Regions from separate parts of the Mus musculus genome. Here region 1 is linked to region 2. A link is a loop called in an ENCODE intact Hi-C map of the cell type or tissue named here. Cell type or tissue: left cerebral cortex. All regions are shown on one strand. Each heading gives the region's core, and the rest is flanking DNA. Links, peaks and the distances in the headings are about the cores only. Region 1 overlaps Gm35312 (a long non-coding RNA gene). Region 2 overlaps Gm41325 (a long non-coding RNA gene).

Evidence for each region. A loop is a pair of places that touch in the nucleus more often than their neighbours do. Peaks named below come from ENCODE experiments on the same cell type or tissue, not always from the same donor. Only the 100,000 strongest peaks of a DNase experiment are listed, where the experiment ranks them.
Region 1: a loop joins it to region 2, with 4 times the contacts of the local background. A loop is called at or near these places in 26 of 42 quality-filtered maps.

Annotation. Positions count from the first base shown.
Region 1 is chr15:55,272,007-55,280,339 of GRCm38, forward strand. It overlaps Gm35312 (a long non-coding RNA gene), which reads right to left. Exons shown (of 3, transcript XR_001781719.2): 2 at 8,084-8,333; 3 at 6,089-7,727. Among named protein-coding and RNA genes, the nearest start is that of Gm35312, 5.9 kb to the right of the region's middle. In left cerebral cortex, for the core only: no CTCF peak of the experiment used is centred there; a DNase peak (open chromatin) is centred at 4,209; H3K4me3 peaks cover 77 bases.
Region 2 is chr15:55,093,017-55,101,349 of GRCm38, forward strand. It overlaps Gm41325 (a long non-coding RNA gene), which reads left to right. Exons shown (of 4, transcript XR_003951651.1): 3 at 4,637-4,813; 4 at 4,928-5,004. It overlaps Gm9920 (predicted gene 9920), which reads right to left. Exons shown (of 5, transcript NR_045093.1): 5 at 6,901-7,176. Among named protein-coding and RNA genes, the nearest start is that of Dscc1, 6.7 kb to the left of the region's middle. In left cerebral cortex, for the core only: a CTCF peak has its summit at 4,232 (motif pointing right); a DNase peak (open chromatin) is centred at 4,266.

The DNA of each region.
Region 1 (8,333 bases), core at 75-8,074, 180 kb after region 2:
AAGTGTAAAGTTACAAGAGTCACTAGGAATACCTGGTAATTGTGAGGGTTGTTTCTCAAGACAGTTTCTAAGAGCCCCTAACAATAGCACATTTGCATAGCAGGTTCCAGCAATGGTCAGGGTGACTTTCTCTGAATGAACACTCTTTGAACCCAGGAAGCAGGTCAGTGGAGGAATGTCGCTATCTGTTTTATGATTAGCATACCTTCACAAAGGCTACATTCCCTAGCCTGGGCCTAAAGGCCTAGAATTTTGTTTTTACTTTGTTATACTTTTACTGCCACTTGGCTCACACCTGCCCGCTGGCCTAGGTCCCTGGGAGGAGCTTAGCAGTACATTAACCAACACTCTTGCTGTCTGTTTTTGGTATTATCACCTTATTTTTGAGACAGGTTTTCACATAGTGCAGGGTGGCCTCCAATTTATGCTGCAGCAGGCGATCTTGAACTTGTAATCCTCCTGCCTCTACCTCCCACATACTAAGGTCACAGATGCATACTACCACCCATAGATATTTTTCTTTGTTTTCTTTTGAGACAGGGTCTTGCTAGAGTGGAGGCCGACCTTGAACTTACTATGTAGTCCAAGCCAGCCTCAAATTCACAGTGATCCTCCTGCTTCAGTTTGCCAAATGCTGGGGTTACAGGCATGAGCTACCATGTCTGGCTCTCTCTCCATCCTGGCCATAGTTAGGTGTTCTACCTCACCACAGGTCCAGTGTCTGTGGAATGTGCCAGCCATGAGCTGTAAACTGGCCACGTCCACGTTTGCCTTGCTTAATCCTTACAAAATGTCACTTTGAAGAGGTCAGCATAGGAACTTTGGGAAGGTCATGAAACACCGCTCTGGCAGGGAGAGGCTAATTAGCATTTCTCAGACCACAGGGTGGGAATGGACCTGTGGGTGGTGACACATTCCTCAGGACTGACCATTGCCCACCTTCAGACAAGGGAAGTCTTTGTCACCTCATTCCCTAAAGACCAATCAGTTTAAAGGGCGCACTGTTCCACCAATCATATTGTACCTAATTGCTGATGCTCTGTTCTGCCCCTGGAAACCATATAAAAACTCGCTGAACTGGTGCCGGGGTTTGCCACCTCTCTTTCGGGTCTGTGATAACCCCAGTGCACTGGAACAATAAATTCCTCTTGCTCTTTGCATCGATCCTGGCTTCATGTGGTTCACTCACGAGGTCCCCTGTAAGCTAAAGCTCCCCTGAGTCTTACAACTAAACTGCTACAAAATTAAATCAGATGAGATAACCCACATAAAATGCTTACAGTACAGTATCATTTACTTGTTAATATAATTTGTAAACTGGATAGAGTGGCCCATGTTTGTAACCTTGGCACTTAGGGGTTAGATGCAGTCAGAAGGTTAGGTTAAGGGCCAACTTGGCTACTTAGTGGAACTCTGTGTTAAAAGAAAAAACATAAACAGATGATAGCATTATGCAGTTTTATTCTCAGTGCACATTGACTGTGATGAAACTGTGGCTCACTGCCTAGTTGTCTGCTCACCAATACTGTCTAAGCACCCATGCCTCTCCTTTGTGTGCATGGAGGTGGGCAAATGAGATTCACTTCTGGCAAACGGTGAGTGAATAGAAATTGTATATACAAAGCTATCTATAAAAATATCCTATGAGGGCTGAGGAGATGGCTCAGATGGGTTCTGTTCTTGCCACACAAGGAGGAGCGACCTGAGTTTGATTCCCATGGAAAAGGCTGAGTAAGCAAATGGCTCATGTTGGCAAGGATGTGGAGCAAGGGAACACTTCTCAATTGCTGATAGGAGTTCAAACTTGTACAACCACTTTGGAAATCAATTTGGCCTTTTCTTAGAATATTGGAAATAGTTCTACCACAAGACCTAGCTCTACCACTCCTAAACATATACCCAAAAGATGCACCAATATCTCACTAAGACACTTGCTCAACTATATTCATAGAAGCCTTATTTATAATAGCCAGAAGCTGGAAACAATCTAGATGCCCTTCAACCAAAGAATGGATAAAGAAAATATGATACATTTACAACGTGGAATACTACTCAGCTATTAAAAAGAATCACATCATGAAATTTGTAGGTAAATGGATGGGTCTAGAAAAGATCATCTTGAATGACATAAGCCACACACAGAAAGACAAACATGGTATGTATTTGCTTATAAGTGGTATTAGCCATAAAGTACAGGATAAACATGGTACAATCCACAGACCCAAAGAAGCTAAGTAACAAGGAGGGCCAAAGGGAGAATGTTTGAATCTCACTGAGAAGGGGAAATAAAATAGACATGGGTGGGGGCAGCATGGATGAAGAAATGGAGCTGAGCAGAAGAGGGAATGGGAAGAGAAGGGGAAGGATCAAGTGTGGAGAGGGCAGAGGGAGAGAGAACTGGAATCAATATGTGTAGGGGGTAGGGGATAAGTTTCTGTGATCATCTGAACTAGAAATGCAGGACAATGGAAACTCCTAGGACTCTATGTGGGTGACCCTAGCTGAGATTCATAGCAATAGGGGATACAGAACCTAAAATGGCTACCACCTGTAACCAGACAAGACTTCCAATGGTGGGATAGAGACACCAATCCAGCCATAAAACCTTTGACCCACAATTATTCCTGCCTACAAGATGTGTAGAAATAAAGATGGAACAGAAGTTGGCCCAACCAATGACTGGCCCAATCTCATGGGCAAAGAGACATTATTAATGATATTCTGCTATGCTTGCAGACAGGACCCTAGCATAACTGTCATCTGAGAGACTTCACCCAGTAGCTGATGGAAACAAATGCAGAGACGCAGAGCCAAACATGAGATGGAGTTCAGGGAATTCTCTTGAAAGAAGGGGAAGAAAGATGAGGTGAGCAAGAGAGGTCAAGGACACCACAAGATACCCTACAGGACCAACTAATTTGGGTCATAGGGGCTCACAGAAACTGAACTGCCCATCAGAGAGCATGCATGGGATTGATCTAGTCTCCTCACACATATAGATCAGATGTACAGCTTGGTCCTCATGTGGGACCTCTATCAGCAGGAGAAGAGGCTGTCTCTGACTCTGTTGCCTGCCTTTGGACCCCTGTCTGATACCTGGACTGCCTTGCCTAGCCTCAGTAGGAGAAGATGCACCTAGTCCTACTGCAACTTGATGTGCTAAGGGGCATTGATATTCATAGGAGGTCTCCACTTCTCTGAGAAGAAAAGGAGGGAGGGGTAAGGGGAGGGGTAAGGGGAGGGGTGAGGGGAGGGGCCTGGGAGGAGAGGAGGGAGGGGAAGCTTATATTTGGATGTAAATTAATTAATTAGTGAAAAATTCTCAGCATATTTGTTTGTTTGTTTGTTTATTAGCTGTCTTCAGACACACCAGAAGAGTACATTAGATCCCATTACAGATAGTTGTGAGCTACCATGTGGTTTCTGGGAATTGAAGGCAGGACCTCTGGAAGAGCAGTCAGTGTTCTTAACCACTGTGCCATTTCTCCTGACCCTCAGCATATCTTATTAATATGGAAAAACTTTTGCTTTGTAATTTTCTTTTCCTTTCTTTCTTTCTTTCTTTCTTTCTTTCTTTCTTTCTTTCTTTCTTTCTTTCTTTCTTTCTTCTTTCCTTTCTTTCTTTCTTTCTTTCTTTCTTTCTTTCTTTCTTTCTTTCTTTTTTTGCTTTGTAATTTTCTAAAAGTAAAGGTTTAACAACAACAAGAAGGAAAACAAAGAAATTTTAATGAATCTTTTGGAGAGCAACAATCTTCTCACCTCTACTCTTAAAACCCTCTATTTTTACTTTATGTGATAAACACCTATCTACTTAAAAATTAAAAAAAATAAAAGAGCTAAGTCTGGTGGCAGATGCTTGTTATCCCAGTACTAGGGAGTCAGAGACAGAAGCATCCAGGGCTCAGTGGCCAGCCAGATTAGCCCAATTTGTGGGGCCAGGTTCCAATGAAGATGATCTTGAAATACTAGGTAGATAATTCTTGAGGAGTGAAATCAGAGGTTGATCTTTAACCCACACACAAATATGCATACATGTGCATCTGGACACACATGAACCTGAACAAACATGAATCTGCACACTCATGAACACACACACACACCAATTATCCTGTAAGATCTCATTCTCCCTCTCTCTGCTTATATGGGGCTGGGCAAGGGGAAGAATTCTGTGGTAGAGGAGCCACGTAGTGAGTGGGTGGAGTTTAGATCCGTGCTGAGTCATCGGTGGAAGAGAGCACCCCCGTACCCTAGGCTCTGCTAAGCAGAAGGGAACTCTTATGAATCAAGTCACTGAGAGTTGGGAATTTTTGTTATTATAGTTCATGTTGGCATAATAATATTAAAGAGAAGAGTGTGCACGGCGCGCGCGCGCACACGCGCGCACACACACACACACACACACACACACACACGGCAGTTAATTCTTTTTTGTTTGTCGTTCAGTGCTGAAAATTGAATCTAGCACATTTTACCACTATAGCCCCAGTGAAGTAGAAGATTCACCCAAGTAATAAGTCAGCAGAGCTGAGTGGAAGAAGTTTTGGAAAGCCATAGAGCATCCTCCGGCTTAGAGGTGAACCCGGGGTTACACGGTGACCGTGGCAGAGCTGAGATGCAAATCAAGTGTGTCCTTCTGCAGGAACTGTATTTTCCAGCAGCTTTGAGAGAAACCGCAAAGGAGTCTTCTGGAAGGGTCAGTGCTAAGGCACAAGGTCTCGGGAGACAAAACAGGCTGAATTAAATATTAACTGAGGAGTTTTTGGATGAAGGATGATGCAGAGCCTCAGAGGCAGTGAAGAAGCAACTGTGAGCTGCACCGAACTGTGAAAATAGATCACGCAGTCAGAAGCCAAAGGATGAGAGCAAAGCAGACTATAGAGCCATGAAATTGACATCATGGAAAGGCTCTCGAACGTGCCATCTAGACTAGACAGTGACAGGAAAGCAGATGGAGGCTGTTTGGGACGTAGTAGGAGGCCAGTGGAAGGGAGAGAGAGAACAAGAGAAGGTAGTCAAAGGATGTTGCATGCCTATATGAAAGTGTTATTATAGATTCCATTATTTTGTAGCTGGAGAGACGGCTTAGCCAGCACAAGTGCTTGCCGCGTGAGTGTTAAGACCTGAGTTCAGATCTGCAGCACTCAGGGCAGGGAAAAAAAATTATCTGGGCACAGTGACACTCACTGTATCCCCAGGACTGTGTAAAACAGAAGCAGACAGCCCCTTGGTACTCACTGGCTAGCAGCCTAAGTAACTCAGGGAGCTCCCCGTTCAGTGGGAAACTGTCACAAAAGTAAGATGGGGAGCAAATGAGGGAGGCCAGTTCCCAGTGTTAACCTCAGCCTCCTCTCAGCCTCCTCCTGTATACACACTGCTTGGTGTCGAGATTTTTTTTTTTTTTTTTTTTTTTGGTTTTTCGAGGCAGGGTTTCTCTGTGTAGCCCTGGCTGTCCTGGCACTCACTTTGTAGACCAGGCTGGCCTCGAACTCAGAAATCCGCCTGCCTCTGCCTCCCGTGTGCTGGGTTTAAAGGCATGCGCCACCAAGCCCGGCTAGTGTCCGAGATTTTGAACGATGAATATACATTAATCTTGAGAGGAAGGGGAAGGAAAGGGATCCAAGCTGAGTAACGAGTCACAGGAGTAGTTTGGAATCTGACTTCAATGTGACATTGGCTAAGAAAGTAACATTGGTGGATAGAAGCCAGGCAGGAAGTGAAAGCGTCATAAAATTTCAGATTAATTCCTATGGGCACTAGCTCTCTACCTTCACCTGCTGCTATTATGCAATACAGAAACATGGCCTATAAAAACTAACTCCCTTCTCACTCCAAGGGTTCAGACTTGCGACTCTAGGAAGATCGGCAACCTTACCTTCAGCCTTGAGCATTCAGCTCAGAGATGTTAATAAACGAGCTCACTCTGCCTTCAGTGATAGACACACAAACTAGCTGGTTTTATAACTGACTTAGGACATGTCCTTCTTCATTGTATATGATTTTGGTCATCTACTCTGAATACACATATACAAAACTTTAAAAATAAATTAAAAAAATATATATTTAAAAGAAAAAAGAAGCAAAGAAAAACTTAAGAGAACTGATTTTATTGTTTTTATTATAGTCACATCGAAATACAAATAATGATCAGTAATGTATCACCCACCTGGGACATTTCTGATACTGGAGGAGGGACCTGCTATTGATTAAGCTGGGGTTGCCTATGCTATATGGAAGGTCTGCTCATCATGTGTTAGGAAACAAGGTGTGTGTGTGTGTGGTCACAATATTAAAGTTTTCAGTGGGGCTGAAGCTCACTCACTAAAGTATAACCCTGAAATCCTGGATTTGATTGTCAGCACTGCAAAACAATAAATATCAAAATGTCATCTATAATACTTCGTAAAAGAAAAGGACTGAGGCTGAGGAGTGAGGTGGTGACTCTGTCCTTAAAATGCCTGCCATGCACACACAGGACCTGAAGTCAGATCCACACCACTCACGTAAGCTGGGTGTGGCTGTGATGTGTACCTATAACTCCAGAGCTGGGAGGGCCAGGGGCGACTGATCCTTCCCGTTGGCTAGGGTGTGGCTGTGATGTAGAGCTGGGAGGGCCAGGGGCGACTGATCCTTCCCGTTGGCTGGTCTAGCTGACTCACAGAACTCCAGGTTCAGTGGGCGACCCTATCTGGAAAAATAAGGTGCACAGCAATCCAGGGGAAAAACCTAATGTTGACCTCTGGCCTCTACATTCAGAATTATGTGTTTGTGTCCACACTCACATGTGTGTACTCTACACACACCTGAAACACACATAAACTTTTTTTTTTTTAAATTAGACTTATGTCTTTTATTTTATGAGTTTTTTCTTCCGTGTGTGTGTGTGTGAGTCCCATGTGCATGCCTGGGCACTGCTAAGGTCAGCAGAGGGACCAGATTCCCTGCAACTGAAGTTTAGATGGTTGTGAGTTTCCATGTGAGGGCTGGGAATTGAACCCAGGTTTTCTGAAGGAATGGTGTCCCTCAGGGCTGGGGTCTCTCTCCAGCTCCCACACATTAACATTCTCTCTCTCTTCTCTCTCTCCAAATATATGTATATATATGTGAGTATATATATTTACTCTCCCTTTTTTTTCTCTTTTATGTATCTTGAGGTGATTTTATTTAGTTAAAGTACACACACCACATCTGTCAGAAGGTTCAGATTCTTTCAGCTTACCCATCATAATGGAAAGACACTGTTCCATTAGCTTTGGTGTGACATGCCTTGCTTGTGAATTTCTAGTAGTCTGGCTTACACCATACGACGTTACTGGGGTTACTGGGAAGATCTCTGTGACAAGAGATTCCTACCACCAGCTCACTGTAGGTCACGCACATATCCCTCCAGTGTGGAGGCACATGCACACTGTGAAACAAGAATGCCAATAATTTCAAGGAACATTTTGCCAAAGAGAAAGGCAGTTCTGGGAAGCCACCCCACAACTGTCCACTGAGATGGCTTTTTTTTTTTTTCCGAGACAGGGTTTCTCTGTGCAGTCCGGGCTGTCCTGGAACTCACTCTGTAGACCAGGCTGGCCTCAAACTCAGAAATTCGCCTGCCTCTGCCTCCCAAGTGCTGGGATTAAAGGCGTGCGCCACCATGCCGGGCGAGGCGGCTTTTTAATAGAGCACCTGCAGCCAAGTCCACAGGCAGTGCTGGAACTAAAGACTGTTACAGGAAGGACTCGCTGGGAAAGAGATAAGACCATGACTGTTAGCATTTCTTCTTTTCTTCTAGGCCCCGCCCAACAGTTACCTAGCAACGGCCAGGTAGGAGCCTGGCTAGTTATAAAAAGACTGAAACTCCCCGCCCCCCTTTTCTGGCCCCCCCCCTCTCTCTCCCCCTCCCTCCCTACCTCCCCACCCCGTTCCAGCCCCTTCCCTTCTTTCTCCTCTCTCTGGTCTATTTCCTTCTTACCCCGCCCCCTTCTCACGCGCCCAAATAAACTTCATTTTACACTAGACCCGTCTTATGGCTGGTACTTGGGGTGGGGGATGCCTCAGCATGGGCTCGCTAAGGCACCCCCCTCCCGCTGTATCATACCTCATTTTACGAAACATATCAATGACTGCTGTAGATCTGCAGCTCTCTTTTCTTTGGACAGGGACGTAGGTACTACAGATTGAACACAGGGTCTCAACATAATGTGATTGTCCATCAAGTGACACCCCAAGTACCACTCTGCTTTCCCCAGGCTTCTGGGTCCTTTCGTCACCTAGACAGAATGCTCTTCTGGAAACAATCATCCCAAGACCGGCTCCATAAGCCACAAAGCAGCTCGCAGGTGGTGACG
Region 2 (8,333 bases), core at 110-8,109:
GAGGTCCAGCTGTAAGGCATTTTTCTCAATTAGTGATCAAGGGTGGGAGAGCCCATGTGGTGTAAGACCCCTGAAGCTGGGCCTCTGCCCAAGTCCCGGGATGAGCTGGCCTACACTCCAATGACTCGAGAGAAAAACACACCTGATGCAAACTGTAAGAGGACTAACTCCTTCCACCACACAGGGCAGGGGAGTTCGACCCCCAGTGGTAACAGTAGGGGGCTTTTAAAGGAAAAGTGAGGAATTGGGAGGAGTTGGGAGGAGAATTGGCTACAGCTCTTCTCTGGTGGGGGTGGGGGGGTGGGGAGTGAGCTGTAGCTCCTCTCTGGTGTCTATCTCCTTGGCACAGGGAGCCAGGCAGGCGCCTGGCTAGGTCTTCCTAAAATTATCACATCTCTGGCTGTAAGGCTCAAAAACAAAAAGGCTTTTTGCTGGCTATAGAGAGCAAAGAACTTCTTTCTGGCTGTATTTTTAGAGATCAGGGAAAACAAGCTTGGGGGGAAACGCTTTAAGTCGGGGGAGGGAGGTCTCACAGTGGGTGGTACCATCTCTGGGCTAGTAGTCTTGGGTTCTATAAGACAGCAAGCTGAGCAAGGCAGGGGAAACAAGCCAGTAACATCCCTCCATGGCCACTGCATCAGCTCCTGCTTCCTGACCTGCTTGAGTTCCAGTCCTGACTTCCTTTGGTGATGAACAGCAATGTGGAAGTGTAAGCTGAATAAACCCTTTCCTCTCCAACTTGCTTCTTGGTCATGATGTTTTATTCAGGAATACAAACCCTGACTAAGATAGCCATCATATAAGTTCTTTCACTTCCTGCGAGATGGACTTGGGCTCCTCTGTTAAAATTGAATGATTGTGCCAAAAGGTTGCTAGGGGAAGAGATTTGTCATTAAGTGTGGACCCTGGGTGCCACATTAACTGATCAACTAGACAAAAGGTATGCACTGGTGTTACAGTGGCAAGTCTGTTATAAGTGAGCACCCTCCCTCTGGTTGAAATTGAGGCTTGTTCAACATGAGAGAATACATGTTTAGTACTGTAAACCTGGTAAGGTGGTTTTTGTTGTTGTTGGTTTTTGTTTGTTTGTTTGTTTGTTTAAAAGTCCCTGATTTGGGAGGTCATAGACTCTCATGAGGAAGCTACTGCTGTTGTTTTATTAAGTGGGCATGGCGTGCCTATCAAATTGCCTTTTAAATAACCATGTCTATTGTTGTAGATTGGACAGCCTTTATCAGATGAGCTTCTTTTTTGCTGTGACCAGAGGCGATTATACAGATTTGGAATTGGTCAGAGTGCTAAGAATAGTGACTCCTGAGTTTTTGCCCATAACTGTGATGCCTGCATTATCCCTCTCAAGGCTCAGGGAACAACTTGCATGAAGGAGGTGGAACGAATGTCGGAGCCAGAGGATAAGGCGAAGTGTTGTAGAATGCTGCTTCCTGGGCATGGCATGGCCACAGTGCTCTTGAACTCATAGCAACTGGGGTTCTCTGCAGTACCTACAGAGGATTGGGCTTATCAACATCTTGCTACAAGAGGGAGGGGACCCTTCCCCTCTCTGAGGATTTATAGGTAGCTAATGGTTGTTTGGGGGAAAGGAAAGACATTTTCTTTAGTGATGTAGCCACTGACAAATTGCTCGTGTTCATATGAGGAAGCTCTTACCCACACTCCAGTAAGCAACCCTTGTAAAAGTTATGGTCTGGTTCTTCCTCCCAGCCCATGCTCCCAGAAATAAGACTCAAAATATATTTATAAATAGTTTGGCCATATAACTAGGCTCTTCTCTGACCAGATCATAACTTGGAATAACCCATTCATTTTAATCTACATTCTGCCATATGGCTGGTTTGGTTTTTTGGTTTTTTGTTTTTTTGTTTTTGTTTTTTTTTTTTTTTGGTTTTTCGAGACAGGGTTTCTCTGTATAGCCCTGGCTGTCCTGGAACTCACTCTGTAGACCAGGCTGGCCTCGAACTCAGAAATCCGCCTGCCTCTGCCTCCTGAGTGCTGGGATTAAAGGCGTGTGCCACCACGCCCGGCTCCATATGGCTGGTTACTTGTGCTCAGGTAACATGTGTCCATCTTCTCACATCTTCCCAGGTAGATCTCCTGCATGGCTCTATCCCAGAATTCTCTCTCCTCCCAGATTTCCCTCCTCCTACTTCCTGCCTTAGCCATAGCCATCAGATTTATTATTGACAGGTGCCACATCCATGCATTCATGAGATATTCTCTCTACAAACCCTAGTGGAACTCACTGGGTCACAGGAGTGAGAGACTCATGAGACAGAAGAGAGGCTAGTTAGGAAGTTAGAGGAGGGAAATGCGGAGGGTTAAATGTAGTCAGCCTGTATGAAAATCAACGTGGATGAAAATGTCATGGTGAAACCCATTATTATCTGTAATCAATATATGCTAATAAATGTCAAGAGCCATCATACAACGAGCTAATAACTCGCAGGCGATCTTCCTGAGATGGTCTGCTTCAGATTATAATATGCGACAGATTTGCTCTATAGGAGAGGCCCAAGAGGATTTGTTTTAGGAAAGATTCCTGCTATTAATATGCTTTTCCTGTTATTATTAAACATATATATCACTAGGTATTAGCCCACCCCTTTTGAACAGATCTCTGCAGAGCTACAAAGATGTACTGTCTTGTAGTGATGCTATATAGACAAGTAGATGATTTAAGTCTTAATGATGATCCTGTAAGAATTCCTAAAATTATATCAGTGATTATTAAGCTCTTTTATAATGGGACTGCTATTAGGTCCTTTTCTGATAGTCAAAACTGCAATGAGAACTCTGTCAGTCTCCCATGTGTCACCAGTTAATCTCTCTTAGATAGTAACCAGACTTTCTCCTACTCAGAGCACATTCCAAGAGGTTGTAAAACAATTAACCAAAGATCATAAAAAGGGAACTAATGGTTTGCTATAGGTGTCAGGACAGAAGGTAAAATATTGACTGGGTTTATCTATACAAAACTCCACTGATAACTTAGTTATGGTTTTCAACTCACAACCCGTGGAGCTGAGACAGGTGATGGATGTTTAGCTAGATAATAACTCCTAGTGGATATGCATGTAGACATTCTCTGTTGCAAACGTCTATTCCAGTTTATGATTTGATTTTGTGTGTGTGTGAACTTGTGGTGAACTTTTTAACATGTGGTCATGTATTCTGAAAGATGTTTAAGTGCTGAGGAAAAAGAGAAGAGTCAGAGGCGCTGAGCTAAAGAGGACCTTTTTGGACAGAACACTTCTTAGAGAGAAGAATAGAATTTTTCCTTATTCCCTTTTTTCCATTCATTTTGTCTTCCCCTCCCCCTTTTCTTAGATAGCTTTCATAGAAAATGTTTTACAACTTAGAAATAAATGTTATAATCTCACTTTTTAAAGTGTCCCCTTTTCTTCCTGTGACTTCGACTAGCAGGCTGAAAGTTAGTCAAGAAGTTCCTGCTGAGATAGAACAAAGGCCGCATTACTTGATACCCTAATGTTAGGCTACAGGTGTTAATTGCCTAAGCCAGCAGCTCTTTACCCTCAGTTAGAGCAAGAAAGTCTTTAGGACTTTTTAGAAGTTATCATCAGCATTTCAGTGTAGTTAGAGAGTCTGGAGAACCTCAGACTTCAAAGCCACAGCTGAGTCCTACTCTGTGTCTCTGCCACTACCCTCTCCAGGCCAGGAGGCTCCCAGCAAATAAAATACAATTTTAAAAAAATGAATAGTAGCTGGGCGGTGGTGGCACATGCCTTTAATCCCAGCACTTGGGAGGCAGAGGCAGGCAGATTTCTGAGTTCGAGGCCAGCCTGGTCTACAGAGTTAGTTCTAGGACAACCAGAGCTACACAGGAAACCCTGACGCGGGGGGGGGGGGGGGGGGCGGGAAGAGTAGGCTTGGGTGTATATTGTCATGATGGACAGATTACCTCACATGAAAAGGCTCTTTCAGGAACCCCCAGAACAGAGAGAAAAACATGTTAGTGGCAAAAATTACAAGCTCCAGGAGAAACAGACTCAAGTAGTGTCTTAATATCTGAGAACCTGCCCCACCTCTGTTGACAATGAATGACTTCAGATGAGGCGGTTCCAGTTTGCAACTAGATTAATTCATTTTGCAGGGAATACGATAGCTTAACCTATCTTTTGCCAAAGACCATTAGGAATTTTGCTTGTCAAATAAGTTTTGCTTGTAAAACTATTCCAATTTTTACCACTAGATGGTAGTATTGCTTCATGTTTCACAGACAAACCTCTGTCACTCTTTGTAGTGGTTTGAATATGCTTGGCCCAGGGAATGACAAGGTGTGGCCTTTAAGACCCTTGTCCTAGCTGCCTGGAAGCCAGTTGTCTCTTAGCAGCCTTCAGATAAAGATGTAGAATTCTCAGCTCCTCCTGCAGCATGCCTGCCTGGATGCTGCCCCAATTAAATGTTGTCCTTTGCCTTGGTCATGGTGTCTCATCACAGGAATACACACCTAAGACACTCTTGTTCACCATCATCTTAAAAAGGAAAGCCAAGGTCATGTACTGAGAATAATGACTGTTGCTGCTCAGCCATAAAGGAAACATCTGTATCACTCCCTTTAAAACAAGGAAACATCTGTATCACTCCCTTTAAAACACAGAGAGTTCCAGGAGATGGAGTGCAAAGACGGTAAGGACTAATGGATGAACCGGAGTGCCACACAATGCTGTCTCCTGGCTTTGACCTGACCATCATAATCATGAGTGCATAGCAGCTCCCTGCGCAAAGCCTGAGCCAACCGCCACCACCACCACTGACAACACAAAAAAGATATGGGGTAAGAAGAATCGGGTCAGCAGGGGTTGGAGACAACAGGGAGGATAGTGGGAGTCACAGGTCACAGATTGTCCCATCACGCCTGGTTCTGACCTCTTCCTCACTTCTGACTTAGCTATAACTCAATTGTTGCGAAGAGTCAACATGGCCAAGTTTATAGAAGAGTTTATGGAGGCTTGCTTACAGTTTCAGAGGGTGAGCTCATGGCAGGTAGGTAGGTATGTCCCTGGAGCAATAGCTGAAAGTTCATGTCTTGAGTTAATGACCATCAAGTAGAGAAAGAGGGAGAGGGAGAGAGACAGAGGGAGGGAGGGAAAGAGGGAGGAGGGAGGGAGGGAGGGAGGGAGGGAGGGAGGGAGGGAGGGAGGGAGGATGGATGGAAACTGGGAATGATCTAGACTTTTGAAACCTCAAGCCTCACCCCTGGTGGCACAACTCCTTCACCAAGGCCACACCTCCTAGTCTTTCCCAAATAGTTTCACTAAGTCAGGACCAAGTATTCAAATCTATTTTGCAGGGCGTGGGGGGGGGGGGGCATTCTCATTTTAAACACCATACTTTCTAGTTTCTTACCAAGGCCTCCACGGTGGTTTAAACGAGATGTCACCCACAGTTGCTGGTGCTGATTGGAGAGGCTTAGAAAGTGCCACCTTGTTAGAGGAAGTGTACTGGTGGCAGTGGGCGTGGGGGAATAAAGGAGGTGGAAGAGAACCCACACCCCTCGAGAGTGCTCTGGGCAGGCAGACACAGAGGACTGCCTTGTGCTTTCCACTCAGCCTTGTGGGTGTCTGGCTGTGGGAAGTCATGGACCCAGTCTGATGGGGATGGGGGATGAACGGGGGGGGGGGGGTAGGCCAGTCCCGGGGCCTCACGGAGGCCAGAGATAACAGGTTTTAAGTCTTGGACATCCCAGACGCCGCTGAATGTCACAGAAGAGCTGAGAACAAAATCCCCCCCCCCGGCCCCCCAGGGCTGAAGGGAGGAGAGGGCAGGGGGAGAGGAAGTGGTGATTCCCACAAGAGCAAGAGTCCTTGGTCAGGTCTGTGGCTGGAGTGAGGAAGGCCTTCCGGCAGGAGGTTAGATGAGGCTCTTTAGGGGAAAGCCTATCCCATCTTTCAAACACGGAGGGCCTTGATGAGCAGAGACAGTCTATGGTTTTAGAGCTTTATTGTAGAAAGGAGGAGAGAAAGAGGGAAGGTAAAAGAAAGAGAGAGACCGGACATGGCCATGTGTGGAGAAGGGAGGAAAGGAGTGGGAAAAGGAGAGCTAGAGATGAGAGTAAGAAAGATGAGAGCTTGAGAGAGAGGGGAGGGGCCAAGCAGCCCCTTTTATAGTGGGCTGGGCTATCTTGTAGCTGCAGGGTAACTGTGGGGAGGAGCATACCTGGCTATTGGCAGGTAACCATGAGGGTGGAGTCTAGCTAGAATGCCAGGAGCCTGGGACTTTGTCTGCATGACTGATAATCACAGAATAATGGAATTGGGGGCTCTGTGGTGTCCGGCACCTATCTCTGGGAACGTGGCTCACTGTTCTGTCCCTTGTAGAGTTTTCTACTGGGTCTCCGGAGCAAGCCTCGCTCAACCAAACAGGCTGCCTTTCATTGTCCCACAGTGTACCAAATGAAGATGGGCTTTGAGAATTTGAAAGATTGTCTCCATTTCTAGTTTGCTTTCTCAGCTTCCTAGCTGAGGTTCAAGATATGAGCGCTCAGTATCTTCTCCCTCAATTGTACCTACCACCTGCTACCATAATGAACTCTCAAAACCCGCTGGAAACTTGAGCCCCAATGTACCCTTCTTTCTATATTCTTAGTATTTAATCACAGCAATATAAAAGTAACCAATGTAGTCTCTTATTTACTGAATCTAGCTGCAAGTTGCTATGTGATATAGGAATTTGAGAAATGGAACCTTCAATCTCAAACCACGTATGATACAGAGCACAGTGACAAAGGAATCTGGGAACTAGAGAGTAAACAGATGCTAAAAGATGAGTCCACTGTGTTGCAGGGAGGTAAGGGCTGAGACCTTTCCTCACCATCAGAAGGACCAAAAGCTCAACTCTTATAATAAAAGGTAAGTCAACAAGTGCAAACATTATTATTTAATAAGCATTTTACACGACAGGGGAGCCTGTTGTCAGTGCGAAAACACAGCTCTCACTTCAAAAGCAATAAAAGATAGCTCGTCCTAGAGCCAAATATGAGTGACTGTGCATAGCTCAGAACACAGATTTAGGCTGCCCCAAGTTCAACTTGACACAAGCTAGAGTCGTCAGTGAAGAAGGAGCCTCAGTTGAGGAAATCCCTCCATGAGATCCAGCTGTAAGGCATTTTCTCAGTTGTGGGTGGTGCCATCCCGGGTTCTATAAGAAAGCAGGGTGAGCAAGCCATGAGGAGCAAGACAGTAAGCAGTCCCCCTTCGTACCTTCTACATCAGCTTCTGCCTCCAGGTTCCTGCCCTGTTTGAGTTCCTGTCCTGACTTCCCTCAATGATGAAGAGTGCTATGGAACTGTAAGCCAAGTGCAACCCCTTTTCCTCCCTAACTTGCTCTTTGGTCATGATATTTCATCACGGCCATAGAAACCCTAACTCAGACAATATCCCAATATGGAAGCAGGGTTTTGAAGTTTGTATAACAGAACAAAGAAAGTCATAAATCAAGACTCTTAAAATACTCTGGTATATACATTAAGTATGTGGCTACAGAAAAAAACACAGCAGACTTGGCTATAAGCCAAGACTTTTAGCCTTTTGGTTGGAAAATTAAGAGTTTCTTTAATATATCCCAAAAGACTTTTATCTGTAGTCAGGGTGTAAGGTTCAACACAGAAGGGCACAAGGAATGGCTCTTGGGTGGGTTAAAGGTAGCCCAAGATAAACTGTAGCAGGCTCTGGACTTGCAACATTCTAAATCTCGAAGGTCACTGAAATTCTAGTCTGCCAATCAGCATTTGTAGACAAAGCTTCTTCCCAGGAATTCTCATTCACACTATGAATAAAAGATCCAAAGAACAGCGTGGACCACCCACTCTTATGCTTATGTCTGATGGAGTATATGTAGCCATTTAGCAATATAAGTTGTCAATCGGGTATAATCATCAACCAGTCTGGGGAGAGGGGACACACAGCCCAGCCCGGCCTACCTGAGCACGTTCTTTTTTTTTTTTTTTTTCAGATTTTATTTATTTTACTTTATATAAGTACACTGTAGCTGTCTTCAGACCACACCAGAAGAGGGCATTGGATCCCATTACAGATGGTTGTGAGCCACCATGTGGTTGCTGAGATTTGAACTCAGGACCTCAGGAAGAGCAGTCGGTACTCTTATCTGCTAAGCCATCTCTCCAGCCCTGAGCACATTCCTTTTGGCCTCTTAATGTAGTTATAGTTGTCTTCCTTCCTCCCAGATATAGAATAAGGCTCCTGTAATGATGTGTGCCTGTTCTCTCTCTCTCTCTCTCTCTCTGTGTGTGTGTGTGTGTGTGTGTGTGTGTGTGTGTGTGTGTGTCTGTCTGTCTG